2 separate regions of the Mus musculus genome follow, and region 2 is linked to region 1. A link is a loop called in an ENCODE intact Hi-C map of the cell type or tissue named here. Cell type or tissue: heart. All regions are shown on one strand.

The links. A loop is a pair of places that touch in the nucleus more often than their neighbours do. Peaks named below come from ENCODE experiments on the same cell type or tissue, not always from the same donor. Only the 100,000 strongest peaks of a DNase experiment are listed, where the experiment ranks them.
Region 2: a loop joins it to region 1, with 21 times the contacts of the local background. A loop is called at or near these places in 18 of 42 quality-filtered maps.

The regions. Positions count from the first base shown.
Region 1 is chr5:28,447,648-28,455,647 of GRCm38, forward strand. No RefSeq gene overlaps it. Among named protein-coding and RNA genes, the nearest start is that of 9530036O11Rik, 15 kb to the right of the region's middle. In heart, no CTCF peak of the experiment used is centred here; a DNase peak (open chromatin) is centred at 3,744; H3K27me3 peaks cover 3,590 bases.
Region 2 is chr5:29,330,996-29,338,995 of GRCm38, forward strand. All of the region lies in intron 4 of Lmbr1 (limb region 1), which reads right to left. Among named protein-coding and RNA genes, the nearest start is that of Lmbr1, 43 kb to the right of the region's middle. In heart, a CTCF peak has its summit at 5,051 (motif pointing left); no DNase peak of the experiment used is centred here.

The DNA of each region.
Region 1 (8,000 bases):
AATTTAATTCTTTTAAAAGTGAGTCCCTTTGTATCACTGTGTCTCTGTCTGTGCATGTCTGTCTCTGACTCTGTCTGTCTGTGTCTCTCTGTCTCTCTTCCTCAGTTTGGGGGGAGGGGCATGCCCATGTCATGTCATGGTTGTAGAGGTTAGAGGACAACTTTGGGGGAGTTGGTTCTCTCCTACTATTTGGTTCCTGGAGGTGAAACTCAGGCTACCAGGCTTGGTGTAAATTACCTTTACTCTCTGAGCCATCTCTCTGGCCTCGAGACCTTGCTTGTTATTTTCTGAGGCAATAATATTGAAATTTGGCCAACAAATAGCTGTGTGTTTATTAGCTTCTGTGATGGTTTGTATATGTTTGGCCCAGGGAGTGGCACTATTAGGGGGTGTGGCCTTGTTGGAGTAGGTGTGTCACTGTGGGCATAGGGCTTAAGACCCTCCCTCTAGCTGCCTGGAAGTCAGTCTTTCACTAGCAGCCTTCAGATGAAGATATAGAACTCTCAGCTTCTGCACCATGCCTGCCTGGATGCTGCCATGCTCCCACCTTGATGATAATGGACTGAACCTCTGAACCCGTAAGCCAGCTCCAATTAAATGTTGTCTTTTATAAGATTTGTCTTGGTCCTGGTGCGTGTTCACAGCCATAGAACTCTAAGACAGCTTCTAAATGTCCCAAGTGAAAGGATGTGACTTTCAGGTTAGGCTAAGGTTAGGCTAACATGAGGCCTCTTGCACTGAGGGGCTAGCCAAGTTTTGAGTGCTGAGGAAAACTTCTGGAAGGAAATTGAAAGTGCTGCCCCACTGAGCACAGGAGTGACAAGAAAGCGAATCGCCCATGTTGCCAACTGTGGAGTCACATTGGAGAGCTTTCCTCCAGGCATTGCCTGACCTGTCAGGTGACAAAGCTGAAGAAGCTGAGAGAGTAGTCGGAAGTGACACTCAGTGGCATGCCTTCGGTGTAAACCATCTTTCATTGGATGAGGACTCTCCTGGGCACATCCATAGCTGAAGAGAAGCTAATGCCTGGCTTAAGAGAAAGAGCAGCAGACACTTGTCCAGGACCACCATGTTCCTTAGCAACCCTGTGTTCTGCCTGTGGGACAGCGAAGCCTAGAGGGCACACCCATCCCTGCTTACCACGTGACTAATGTGGCTACTGCTCAGACAAAAGCATATTCCTTCACAATGTTACTGTGGCACATTGACGTTTATTACAGCAATTGTACCCATCTGTTTTTAGGTGCATGCTGGGGATTCGAACTCTCATTCTCAGGCTTTCAGTGTAAACTGTTTTATCCACTGAACTATCTCCTCAGTCCAGGCTTGACTTTTTACATGGGCTCTGGAAATCCAAACTTGGATCTTCATACTTTTGTGGAAAACACCTTACTGATGAGCCATCTCCTTAGCCCCTGGAAGGAAGTCTCTTGAGACAGAATCTATCCCTGTGACAACCGAGGAGTCGGGGTGTCATGGAAACTTAGTTGAGAAGTGGTAACAGAGCTGGAGAGGATTACTTCAGTGTTGAAAGAAATGTTCTCAAACAACACTATAAACTGCAGGGGATGTTCATGAAGGGAAGAGTGGACAGGTGTGGCCCATTCCACTGTCATTAAGGCAAAAAGTCACCTTGACCACCCCAGCCTTCCACAGCCACCACTCTGATTAGTCAGGAGTCAGCAACAGCTATGAGTGCCAGAAGCAAGCACAATGCACAACTCAACAGGGCCAGATGGTTCTTGGCATTTTTTTTAGCAATAAGAATATATATATATATATAACACAAAGGTGCCACTACATAATACTGTATAATGCTACTACACATTTCATAGATACTAATGAGTGGTGTCTGACTCTACAGGCCTGCAAACCCAGCTGAGGGGATGAGGCAGGAAGATTACCAAGTTCAAGGCCTATCTACGCTACAGAGTGAATTCAAGACTATAGGAGGCCACTGGAAAAAAATCTTATTTCAAAATAAAAAGTGTCAGAAGATTGTTCCCCCACTGCACTGTCAGGTCCTGATGTAGTTTGTTACCCAAGCACAGAGTGTCAAAGGCAGGGGAGCTGTGCATATATACAATGCATGTTTGGTCTGTATGAGGCTTGGTGGTGACAGATTCCAGCATAAAGCAGGCATTCATTATATCTTTTTCTTTCAATAAAAGTTTGTTAAAACAGAGGGGGTGGCTTGAGAGAGATGGTTCAGCCGTTAAGAGCACTGACTGCTCTTCCAGAAGATTCAGGTTCGACTCCCAGTACCCACAAAAGGGTCCCCAACTGTCTGTAGTTCAAGTTCTAGAGGCTATGAATCCCCTCCTTGGGTACTACATGCGTGCGGTGTACAGGCATGCATGCGGGTACAAGACTCTTACACATACAACAACAATCACAAAGAAGAAAGGAAAGGAGGCTGACCCTTGCTCCCAGAACACAAGAGCTTTGCTGGCATGCTGGTGCTAGAGTGCCCGCCTGTGACTGCAGATGTGCTAGGACATCCTGAATACCACAGGACAGGAGCTCCTGCTGTCTCGGCAGCCTTGACAGCATCTTGACTACATCTTTCCTGGAGTAGATCCTGCTTTGCTCTCCAACCAGGGCTGGGCCTCCTCAGGGGCATTCTGGATTCAACAGCCCAGGTTCCTGGCTGGCTTTCCTTCATTTCTTTACCTCCTGGCCTCTCCTGACTTTCAAAATGCTTTCTGCAGGAGCTTGAAAGAGTAAGATGGCAGCCCCTCCTCTACTCTCTATATCCCACCCGTGTTGATAACACTGGCTACCCACACAAGTTCCTGCCCTCACTGATGTGTCCCAGGTTCTCTTAGCTTAACACTGGCAGCTTGATGTTGAAGGTCTGTTGTGGCTGGGACTGTCACTAGTGGGCAAGGTGAGGTGTGGGTCTCATCCATGGTACCAGGTATATGTTCCCTATGGCCTCTGTAACTGTGCCCTTTGTGCCCATATGCTCTTCTGTTAACATGAAGGCAAGGCTCAGGGGCTCATTTGTCTCGGGGGGAAATGCTTCACTGGAGTATGAGTATGGAGTATGAGCACAGATGTACTAGTTTGGTCCCCCATGAATGCCTGCAGTGGTTCTAGTTGTGTGGGCATCTCTGCCCTCCACCTTTGGTCAGCAGGCCACTTCCATTTCTAGATTACATCTTTCCTTGCTTGTCTTCATGGCTAGCATGACCTTTTACCTCTCCATGTTCCTTCTCCAGTGGCCCTGCCCACTGTGGGCAGCACCATTCCTTAGGACAGTGGTACTGGGATGTATGTGAAAGCTAGATAAGCATGAGGCCATGAGCAAGGTAGCAAGCAGTGTTCCTCTGTGGGGCTCGCTGACTGTGGGGCTATGAGCTGAAATAAACCCCTTTTTCCCTGAGTTGCTTTTGGCTATGTTTTTTTTTCTTTTAAATCACAGCAACAGAATGAAACTAGAACAGTGCCAGACTCCTTCCAGACCTTCCCTTTCTTTCCCTCAGGTCTCAACCATCTGCTATCCAATTTATCTCAATGAGCCCTGGACCCACCACTCCTCAGATGGTTGGACAGATGAGGACCCACATGTCCACTGCTACAGAGTAGGGCCAGTGCAGTGCTCCTAATTTGGCTTTTCTTTTTAATTTTATTATTATTATTATTTATATGTGTAAGTATCTGTGCAGTGCCTGCTCCTAAGCCATCTGGTTGGGTCCACAAGTCTTTTTCCCAACATGGCCACCAGAGGGCGCTCGGCCTCCACGCAGGGAAGAATGCTGTGCTTGGGTCTTTTCTACCTAGCTACCAGGCAGGGCTGGACCATAGAGAATTCACAGCTGCTAGAAAATGACAGGGGATTGGGGAGTTCACCAAGGCAGGACACCCCCTCACTCATGCCTCATGTTTATGCGACAGATGGGAGTCATAAACTAGAGAGGATATGTATAGGCGTGAGTACCAGACTCAGGGCCAATCTGGTTCAGAAACAACGGTAACTCAATCTCTGGGTGCAACAACTAAAACCTAATCTACCTTTTTCACTTCTGGCCAAAAGCGAGCTGGAGTTGCCCAGCATCCCCCCAGAGCTGCCTTTGTGGTGCCTATCTCTGCAAGTGTTGATGGTGCTATTAGGGCTAATAGCAGCTGACCACGAACTTTGACCTGGTAGATTTGGAGGTTCCTAGAAGTCACAGATGGAGGATACCTGGGGTTGACCTCTATATACACATGCACACACATACACCATGAACACAAAACCAAACACATACAGAATCATATTACACACACACACACACACAAATTGGCTTGCAGGGCACGAGACAGAGACTGGACTTTCAGGGGCCCACTATTGTCAGAAATGGGACTATCTTTCACTAGAATTCACAGGGCTGAATGCAATGCCCTCCTGCCCAAGAGCCAAAGAGGGCCTCAGAGGATATTTGGTGCATAGCAGGGACAGTCCTGTGTGTATGTATGTGGATGCCAAATTAAACGCTAGGTTTCCTTCTCCGTTCTCCATGTGTGCCTTACGAACCTCTGAGTCTATTTGTTCCGAGGATGTGAACTGCTCAGGAGATTGCTTTCATGTTTCTGGGTCCTAGTCCCCTGCCTAGCTGTTTTGTTTGCCCTCCTTGCCAGAGATAGGTGGCATAGGACAGCTGTCACCTGGAGTCCCATGGATTGGGCATACAGGGAATCAACATGGGCCTGGGCGTTGACAGTCCTCTCAAGGATCTGGGTTAGCATGTAGGCTGTGAGGATCTAAAAACCAGCTCTTGTACTGTGCTAAGAGCCCCTGGAAGGATTTTCCCAGCTAGAATGAGGCTGAATCAGGGGAGAGGAACACTTCTCTGCAGGAGCTAGATGCACGTCGTCACCTTGCACACAAGACTGCACTGAGAAATCAATTGTGGTTGGGGGCAGCTTTTCTTTGATTTTTGTTGTATTATCATTTCTTTGACTACAGATTTCTCGGTCTGCTCAGGCTAAACCAGTGTCTTGTCTGGAGACATGGCTCTGCTGCTAAACTCTGGACTGGACATGGTGGTTAGCTTCATGCCAGAGCCAGGTCTCCTTCCAGGCCTCAGCACTTTTAATGTGGTAAAATGTGTATTGGTAGTGAATTTTCTGCTTGAGAGTCAAGCTCTAGGAGAAAGAACTATTTCTCTCCCAATCCCAGATTCCTATTTTGGGGTGAAGGTGGGGGCTCTGGGCAGGGCTGTTCTCTCTGACCAGGTACATCTTTGATTGACATTCAGCTTTGCAGTTTGCCCCCCAAAGAGTGGGGTGGCTTCCCACTGCCGTGCTCACAAACCCTGTGAGGCATTCTCTGGCTCGTAGGGAGGGGGGCATTGTGTACAAGCCCTGTGGATTCTAGTGAAAGATCCTCTACTGATGAGAGCAGGCCCCGCAGTTCCAGCCCCCAAGTCATTTTTTGTTTTTAAATAATTGATTAATCTATCATTTTGTGTATGTATGTGTTGCAGGAAATATTAAAAACGAAACAGCACATTCCCACACTTGCACTGCCAACTCTGCCCTGGTGGCCTGACTGGCTGTGCACTGGCAGCTAATGGCCAACTTGTTTTATTTCCTGGAGACTCTTTGGCCTGAAGCTCCCAAATGTCTCTACCCAGCTTGCTAAGCATGTCTCCCCATGCCTCAAAAGCTCCATGGCCTTTGTGGTGCACCTCAGGCAAACTCACACATTTTGCCGCCTGTACCTTTCTCTCTTGAACCCAGATGAGCCCCCGTGTGAAGGAAAACGCAACACCAACTTAGTTCAGAAACAACGGTAACTCAATCTCTGGGTGCAACAACTAAAACCTAATCTTGTAAGCCCTATTAAAATCTGATTCCTCTGGTGGCAAATCCTTGTGGATCCTCCATGATACTGGGAAACTCTAGCAGCTACATCTTATACTTATGCTGTCCCTGTCCAAAAGGCTTAACTCTCTTCTGCTTCCTCTCTTCCTTCATCCAAACCAGAAGTCCCGCCTACTTGCCCAGTGATTGGCTCCTTTATTCATTAGGGATTGATTCACCAGAAGCCAATGAGTTCACGACCCATTCCTGAGTCCAGACAGCCTCTCCTGGGAGAGCAGAATTAACATAAAAATACAAGCAGCACAGTGCCATCCACAGCATTCGTGTGTTAGTTTCTGTGTTCACAGTGTGTGGGTGAGCATGTGGAGCTCAAGGTCAATGTCAGATGTCCTTTATCTGTTCTCCTTATTCTTTAAGACTGGGTCTCCTGCTGAACTGGAGCACACTGATCTGGCCATGTTAGTTGGCCAGAAAGCCCTGGATTCTCTTGTCTTCCTTTCCCCAGTGTTGGGATCACAGAAAAGTGCTGCTCCATCAGGCCTTTTATGTGGGTACGGGGAACAAGCTTGACTCCTCAAATTTGTGTCATAAGCACTTTGCTGACCAGACCACATCCCCAGCCGTGGTTGGGAATCCTACAAAGACTAGAAATAGCCTTGTCCACAGCAAAGCTGTGTGTGTGTTTGTGTGTGTGTGTGTGTGTGTGTGTGTGTATGTGGCTCCAGAGGCCTAATGATCTCTGCTGTAACCACTAGGTCTGTCACACAGGTAGGAAGGAAGCCATGGGCAAGATGTCGTGAATGTGTCTGCTGTGTCCAGTGAAAGTTTACTGATGGCTACTCAGCTCCAAGTTTCATGGAGTTCTCAGGTGCTGTGAATATTATCGTTTAGATTCTTTGTTTCAGACATTTACAGGTACTAAGAACAATGTCAGCTTATAAGTTATGTGTAAATAGGCCTTGGACTAGATTTGTTCCACGGTCATAGCTTGCTCTCTACCTTTGAACATATACTCAGCAGAGTGCTTGGAAAGTCAATACCCAAGAAGTGAATTGTGATCTGTTTCTATGAAGTCACATGTGGGCCACATTCCTGGGTACCCAGAGAGAAGGTGCCTGGGTTTCCTGGATCTTAGGGAGCCCCATAGGCTGAGTATAGCCAGCTTCTTTGTGCCCGCATGAGTCCCTGGCAGGGGCTTCGGTGTTTTCTGGCCAAGTCTTGTAGCCACCGAGCATCCTTTCCATGTGTGCCCAACATTTCCCATGGAGTGTGACACTGATGACATTGAGACCCCACCAGGGGAGGACCTCTCTGCCACCCTGTCAGCTGCTGGGTCACATGTCTTCCTGCACAGGAAAAATGATCACAACCTGACTCAATCCACCCATTGAGAGAGTGACATCCACCCTCTCAATGGAAACTTCCCTTCTCATACACAGCTTACTCTCACGAAGGGACGTGAAGGTTCTCGACAGCACAAGATAGAAATTTTGTCACATAACCAACAGTTCAGGAAGTCTCTGTGATTTCTTAACTTATGCAACCCATATAGCACAAAGATACCAGTTTTGAGAACATTATGATGCAGTTGTTGGTTTTTTTTTTTTATAAGAACAGATTAAAAACTTGGGTATGAGAAGATGGCAGTAAGTACCATAATATATTTTGCACAATTTCTTGATACTACCAATTCTGAGGAGATATGTGGGTGCCCTGCTAAGGCTCAGCGGCCTGTATTTTCTTTGGGGTCTTTGTCACACCTATGTAATACCTTTCTTTCATGCCTATAGAAAGATCCTACAAGGGGCTGGTGAGATGGCTCAGTGGGTAAGAGCACCTGACTGCTCTTCCGAAGGTTTGAAGTTCAAATCCCAGCAACCACATGGTGGCTCACAACCATCCGTAACAAGATCTGACGCCCTCTTCTGGAGTGTCTGAAGACAGCTACAGTGTACTTACATATAATAAATAAATCTTAAAAAAAAAAAAAAAAAGAAAGAAAGATCCTACAAAGAAGGACAGAGGGACCCTGGAAGATGGGCAGCAGGGCTGTGCCACCTGGCCCCTCCAGAAACAGGGACTGCTTGGAGTTGTGTATTCTATGGTGTCCTTGTTTCAAGAATTCCTCTCAGGCCATGGCAAACTGTTGAGCTGGGTGGGCATCCAGTTCTTGCCTCTGCCCAAGTGCT
Region 2 (8,000 bases), 880 kb after region 1:
TCCAAAGGCTGCTAGTGGAAGACTGACTTCCAGGCAACTGGGGTGAGAGTCTTAAGCCCACACTCACAGTGATACACCTACTCCAACCAGGTCACACCTATTCCAACAAGGCCACACCTCCAAATGGTGCCACTCCCTGGTCCAAGAATATACAAACCATCACATCTTTGCCCCAGACATTTCCACAAACCCCTATAGAATCTGTGCTTCCTGCTATCTTTATCCCTTTACCCACTCCAGCCAACCACTAATTCTTTACTTCCAAAAGACAGAATTTTTTACAAGTTCTATGTAACTAGATCATGTAGTTTGTGTTGGCTTTTTTTGTTTGTTTCGTTTTGGTCTGATTTCTGTCACTGTGTTCTGTGACTGTATCACAGACCATAACAGCCCTTATTGTCTCATCTGTCAGCATCTGAGTTACTCCTACCTTGTGGCTGTTACATATGAAGCTGTTATTAACCATGCATGTTCAGACTTTGCAATGGATACAGGCTTTCATTTTGAGTAAGTATGCAGCAGAAGATAGCAGAAGATGAGAGCTGTGTGTTTGTATTTTTAGAAAATTGACAATATCTTCCTAATTGGTTATATTTTCCATTCCCACCAGAAAAATAAAGTTCTTCACATGCCCTGAAAACAAATTCTTTAACAGCTATGAGATCTGCAGGTTCTCTTTCCCAGTCCATGGTTTCTTTTTCTAATCAAAGAATAGTTTTTCACATGTAACAAAGCCAAATTTATGAAGCTTTTCTTTCATTAATCCTGATGTTGGTATTGTATGAGACAAGGTGGTGTAGCCCAGTGTCTCAGAGATTCTACTGTTTGCTTCTATTCCTTCTGTGGCTTTACATTTACCTCTGTGACTCTCTAAGCTATTTCATGTGGTACCAGGTATAGACTAAAGGTCAATTTTTGCCTGTGATTATCAAACTGTTCTAATTCTATTTGTTAAAAATATCCTTTACTCACTAAATTTCATCTTTTTACCTTTGTCAAAAGTCAATCAGCAATACATATGTGTATGTTCTTGGACTCAATACCCTGCTAGATTGAATACTGCTCTGTCCTTATGCTGTCACCACACTGTCTTGATCATTACAGACTGAAAAACTTCTTTATGTAGAAAGTCCTCCAAACTCGTTCTCTTCAACGTTGTTCAGACCATTGAAAATTCACTGAAATCTCATCTGAATTTTAGGTAAATTTATCAATTTTCATTTTAAAAAAATATCTATTGGGGACTGGAGAGATGGCTCAGCGGTTAAGAGCACTGGCAACTCTTCCAGAGGTCCTGAGTTCAATACCCAGCAACCACATGGTGGCTCACAATCGCAATGGGATTCAATGCACTTTTGGTGTATATTTGAAAATAGCTACAGTGTACTCATATAAATATAAATAAATAAATATTTTTTAAAATGCCTATTGGGATTTTGACTGGCATTGTGTTAAATCTATAAATTAATGAGAGGGAAGACTAGCCTATTAACATTATCATTGGAGGGGGGGGATATAGGGGACTTTGGGGATAGCATTTGAAATGTAAATGAAGAACATATCTAATAAAAAAACATTATCATGGACAAAAATGTAACCAAACTCACAAACTGGAACCCTAGTTCCCAGTGTGATGACATCTGAAGGCAGAGCTTTGAAGATATCAGGGAGCTATAAGATCTCAGACATAACAATGAATGGCTGCCAAGCCTCCCTTGGGCCAGGGTCCTATGAATATCCAATGCCTGCTACTGGTATTCATTCTTGGGGAAGAAAATTACTTAGAAAAGATTCATGTTTTCTATCTTCTTAAGACAAAGAAATGTTTTAAACTGAAAGGACAGCTACTCCTGCTTCTAATGGACTCAACAAAGATCACTGTCTCACTAGAATCCTTACACAAAATACATGAACCACTTGTTAAGAAACCAAAAATAAAATATTTACAATAACTCCAAAAATAACATAGAAATTTGTAGGAGAAAATTATCTCACCCAAAAGCAAATTATGTTTTGTTTAAAGAGTTTTGATAAATTCCCCTCACACACAAATCCCTAATTCACAATGACACACCAGGAACTTGACTCCAGGCCTCTCTCTCTCTACTACTCTATGTCATCTCAAAATTACTATTTTGTGTGAAAAGGGCATCAATAAACTTAATTACTTTATCTACCAAAAGAACACATCAGTACCATTTTATTCCAGCCATATTGGATATATTAGCCCACTAAGTCTGTCTATTGGCTTAAATGAGCCCATGATCATTAAGCCAATTAAACAGGACAAAGCAATACTACAGTTATCTTTTTAGTAGTGTACATACAAGCATATTTACATACACACAGAAAGCCTCCTTAAAACACCTTCAAGGTGCAGAAAGTTTTTAAAAATCAATTTCAAGGAGCTGGGGAAACAACTGCTTTGGTAATGTGCTTGTTTTACAAGCATGAGGACCTGAGATCAGTCCCCAGCACCCACATAAAAATGCAGGTGGGATGGAATATGTTTGTAATCCCAGAGCTGGGGAGGTGGAGACGACTTACTGGCCAGTAACCAGCCTATCTTAACTAGTGAGACGCAAGTCAATTAAAGATTCTGTTTTTAAAAAGCAAAGTGGATGGTTCTTGAATACTACCACCTGAAGCTGACCTCTGACCTCCACATGTATGCATGTGTACACATACCCACACACATATACATAAGCGCACACACACCAAAACACTTTATAAATTCAATTTTAATAACCCAACATATTAGATATATTCTACATACCCAGTGCACTATATTGTCTTGGCCAAAAATCAGGTATTCCCCCTCTCTGTAATTTAAAGGAGATTAACCACCTTTACAGCAGTTGAGTGAGAAGCATTTTACATCTGCCATAGTTTAGCTGTCATGACCTTGGAAAAACTTCAACTCTATCAATGGGCTATCTCCTGTTTAATGGGTTACAACTCTGCCCTTACCAAGAACAGAAGAGAAACGACACCCAAGTTTTTAAACAAATCTTTAAAAAATATTGGGGGGGGGGGTGCGCCAGAAAGATGGCTCAGTGGTTAAGAGCACTGACTATTCTTCCAAAGGTCTTGAGTTCAAATCCCACCAACCACAAGGTGGCTCACAACCATCCATAATGAGCCCTCTTCTGGAGTGTCTGAAGACAGCTACAGTGTACTCACATATAATAAATAAATAAATAAATAATTCTAATTCACCATCACTCAGGCAAAACAAGAACAAAAAAAAAATGGTGTGAATTATAGCTGAAACTAGCTCAACTCTTTCCTTACCATTCTCATTAATTTTACTCAACAAGGCTTACAATTAAAAAAAAAAAAAAACTATACATGACATTAAAAATAACAGTGACAAAAACCTCAGCAGAATTGGGAAACGGGCTCACTGTGTAAGCACACTTACTCTGCAAGCATGAGGACTTGAGTTTGAATGCAAGCACCCAGACAAGAAGCCAGGCACTGGGGCACAGAGACAGGGGCATCTCAAGCACTTCCTGCCCAGCCACCCAAACAGTTGCACTTCCAGTTCAGTGAGAAACCCTGTCTCAAGGAAATAAGATGAAAGATGATAAAGGAAGACATCTAGTATAATGCTCTGGCTCTCACATTTATGTGATCAGGAGAATGTATGACACAACACACACATAGCGCACACACACACACACATACATAGATACATATAAAACAAGTATTTTTTAAACTAAGCACAAAATAAATTGCCAAGAGAGACACAACTTCTTTAACAACACAAATATAGCAGAGTAGAGCATTCTTCTTCCTTTCTACCTCTTTGCATAGCCTAAGTGGCACAGGAGTACTCTAAAAAATCATAAGTGTATATTTAAGCACCTTTGTGACATGCCTAAATCTCCAGACCTCTGTATCACATATGTTTCACCCATAAAGTTCATTAAAAGAGAACTGAGCTGAGCTGGAGACGCAAGCCAGGCTCTCCACTTCTAGCTACACTCTCCACACCATTCAAACATCAGCCTCAGAAAAACTACCAAATACAAATATATGAATACTAATGTTTGCTATATTTTCATAAACAGAAAATAGACTGCCATTTTTAGCATAAAAGAGACCTTACATCCTTTTTTGGGCTTTTTTTTAATTGTTTTGTTGTTTTGTTTTGTTTTGTTTTTTAGACAGGGTTTTTTTGTGTATCCCTGGCTGTCCTGGAACTCAGTCTATAAGACCAGGCTAGCCTCGAACTCAGAAATCCCCCTGCCTTTGCCTCCCAAGTGCTGGGATTAAAGGCATGTGCCACCACCGCCCAGCTGAGACCTTACATGCTTATTATTGATTTGTGCACATATATATTTGCAGAACAAGAAATTCAAAATATTCTCTGCAGACCAAAAGTCAAAAAAGTAAAACTTGCCTTAGGCAAAAACTCACAGATCAAAAAATAATAATTATTATTATTATTATTATTATTATTATTATTATTATTATTAACCAATTCACTTATTTAAAACTAAGATAGGGCTAGGAAGCTAATATGGTCAATGAAGTGTTTGTTGCACAAGCATGAGAACCCAAACTCATTCCCCTCAAACTATCAGGAGTGGTGGCACATCTCTAATGACAGCACTTGGGAGGTGGAGGCAAGGCACTGACTTAAGGCTAGTCCTTTGGGGCAGGGGGAAATATGTGTATTCAATATGCATTGCAAAGTGGCTTGTCAACTTTTCAAAACTCAATAAATTTGTGGACTTTCCCTTAAAAGCATTCTACAATTCTAATACAATTGAAAATTGTTACCAACTTTACACATATTTTATTCTATATATTTACCTTAATTTATAATATAAAAGTTGTCAAATTTCTCCGCTTCAAAAAACTAAAATTATATTCTTCAATAGATTGCAAAACTTAAGAAAGGTAGTTTGCCAGAGTCAGTATCCACAGCAAGCCACTGGATTAGTAGCCAATGCCCAGTCCCAAAATACAGTTCAGTTTGAGGTTCAAACACAAGACCAAATTACTGGCTCACCATAGAGTTATCTTCTACTGCCACCTGCTGGTATCACAAAATAGTTCAAAATACAACATACAACTCATGTTGAGAGAACCTCGAGTTTAGAGCCTCTGTCGATCTGATAGATTCACAAAAACAAACAAACAAAAAAAAACAAACAACAAAAAAAAAACAGTGAGCACACTCCCTCGGTTTGAGCCTTTATGCTGTAAAACAAATGGTGACGTAGAGGCACATATGCCTGTAAGTACCCTTCATTTAACAAGATATATTCATTGGCATCAAAAGAAAGTCCTCAGAGAGATTAGCCAGCTCACCAGGGCTCACGCTAACAACCTGAACTGAAACTAGACATTTCACTTGCCAATGTATAGCTCCACACCAGCAAACACAACTGACGCAAACACTAGGCACCACTGGAGAAAAACACCTCCAAAACCAGAGAATTATGCCCAGACTTAAGACTAGAACTTAATTCTATCATTCTCTCCTTCAAATTTTTACCATTATTGGCTTTTAATTTTAAGTACACATGGCGGAAAAGTAGTCACTGCAAAGTAAGAATCTTGGGAACTTCCAAAATAAAAAATTAACAGTGCCAAGACACAAAAGATGACACTACAAAGGAATTTCTCTGTCCCCCTTTTACTCCTATTTTGCTTATGCCAATGATGCCACTTTGTCTTAGTCAGGGTTTCTTGCTCAGCCTGCTCTCTTATAGAACCAAGACTACCAGCCCAGAGATGGTCCCACCCACAAGGGGACCGCCCTCCTTGATCACTAATTGAGAAAATGCCTTACAGTTGGATCTCATGGAGGCATTTCCTCAACTGAAGCTCCTTTCTCTGTGATAACTCCAGCTGTGTCAAGTTGACACCCAAAACCAGCCAGTACAGACTTTGACACCTCTGCCTCTTCATTACAGCTTAAACTGTATGGCATGCTCAGTCAAAGAATCACAGTGGAGATTACTCTCTTCAGATAACTACTTGCCTTTGAAAAACTGCTCTTGGCCTGATACCGGGCTTTCACCAAGTATAAGCACTTTGACCTTGCAGTTATGATAGGCCTGAGCTCCTACTCCAAAATGCTAGGCATGCACAAAAGTACTGTGTATCATCAAATAAAAATGATCTATGTGTGGCCCAGCATAAGCCCTAATAGAACAAAGTGATTCCATGAAGAAGTGCCCCAAATACTCAAGGCTCCCTCTTGTTGATTTTGAAGAGGGGCCCCTTGTCTAGTTTATTGGGTGGCTCTCGCTCTACAGACCTCTCAGGACAATAATAAAAAAGTAAGATGCCGGGCTGGTGAGATGGCTCAGTGGGTAAGAGCACCCGACTGTTCTTCCAAAGGTCCGGAGTTCAAATCCCAGCAACCACATGGTGGCTCACAACCATCTGTAACAAGATCTGACGCCCTCTTCTGGTGTGTCTGAAGACAGCTGCAGTGTACTTACATATAATAAATAAATAAATCTTTAAAAAAAAAAAAAAAGTAAGATGCCTATATCCCATGGGAATACTCACCAAAGTGTCCCTGGACAGAGGAGGCTTAAACAGAGAAGAGGATAAAGAAGACACGATAATCCAAAAGGACACTGGGGAGCTGAGGACCCAGTGGGTCCATGAAAATATGCTGTTTACTTCATCTTACTCTGGTGCAGTCATTAGATGAGCAGGTACTTTTTTACATACATTCTACGCTTCTCACATAAAAACCCAACCCACTTGTTCTTGTTCTATTCATTCTGCAGATAAAACACTGACTTGACATTTTTAACAGTTTGTTCAGGGTCCCTAACAGTAAGACAGAGAACTGAAATTCTAAGCTAGGCTAGCTGACTCCAAAGTCAAAAAACAGGCCCTCATGGGAGAACTTCTAAAATAAAATAAAAGACAGTGAGCTTTGAAGAGTGACGTACAAAACTACTCTGTAAACTCCTGATGGAATAAACGTGCAAGAACAAACAAAACTGCTGACAAGAAGAAAGTTAGTGTTTCCTACATTCATGGTGGAAGAGGATCTTCTTCACAGAGAAACAATTAAGAGAGCTGGGCGTGGTGACGCACGCCTTTAATCCCAGCACTTGGGAGGCAGAGGCAAGCAGATTTCTGAGTTCGAGGCCAGCCTGGTCTACAAAGTGAGTTCCAGAACAGCCAGGGCTATACAGAGAAACCCTGTCTTGGAAAAAAAAAAAAATTAAGAGAAACCAAAGCCAAAGGGGGGAAAAAGACCACTTGATACAAAAATATAAAAACTCCAGGTCCCCAAAGAGCATACAAAATCAAAAGTCAAAATAGCAACTATAAATAAACATTTATAGGGGTTTAGTTTTAAAGAAACCAAATAGTTTGATACAAAAAGGGGGAGTTCGTGACAAATTATATATGTACTCGATGTCTATAAACGAATTAAAATTGAAAGATCACTAATTTTTCTAATGATAATCAGGGAAGCTATTTCTTAGTCACATCTTTGGCAACAAAGATATCAGTATTTGATGCTACTGGGTTTATGTTAGAAACAAAGGCACCTATATCATCTGTCAGAAGAACTTCTAAAAAATAGTATGCCAATGATACTTATTACTCTAATGATTTCCATCATAATTATCTATGCAAATTGTAGAAACTCAAGTCACTGTGAAAAATCCCCTGGAAACCCAACAGAAGACAGTTAAGTAAGAGTCCTGAGAAGACAGAAAGCTGCTCTGTACCTGGGAATACTCAGCCCCCACATCACAGCTGTCAGAAGTCACTGGAGAAGTGGTCTCACTTCTGAAAGCAGTAAGGTAAGAGCTGATACAGGCACTAAAAATGTTTTCAATGACTATGAAGAACAGAAAAATTATCAGCACAAATTCAGTGCTTGAAAGATTCAAATTACATGTGCTATAAACACATGGTACATATATGTACTACAAAAAAAAGCCAATGCCATTTTCTGCTTTGTATGTTTTGATATTCCTGTTCATTCTAGAGTAAGCATG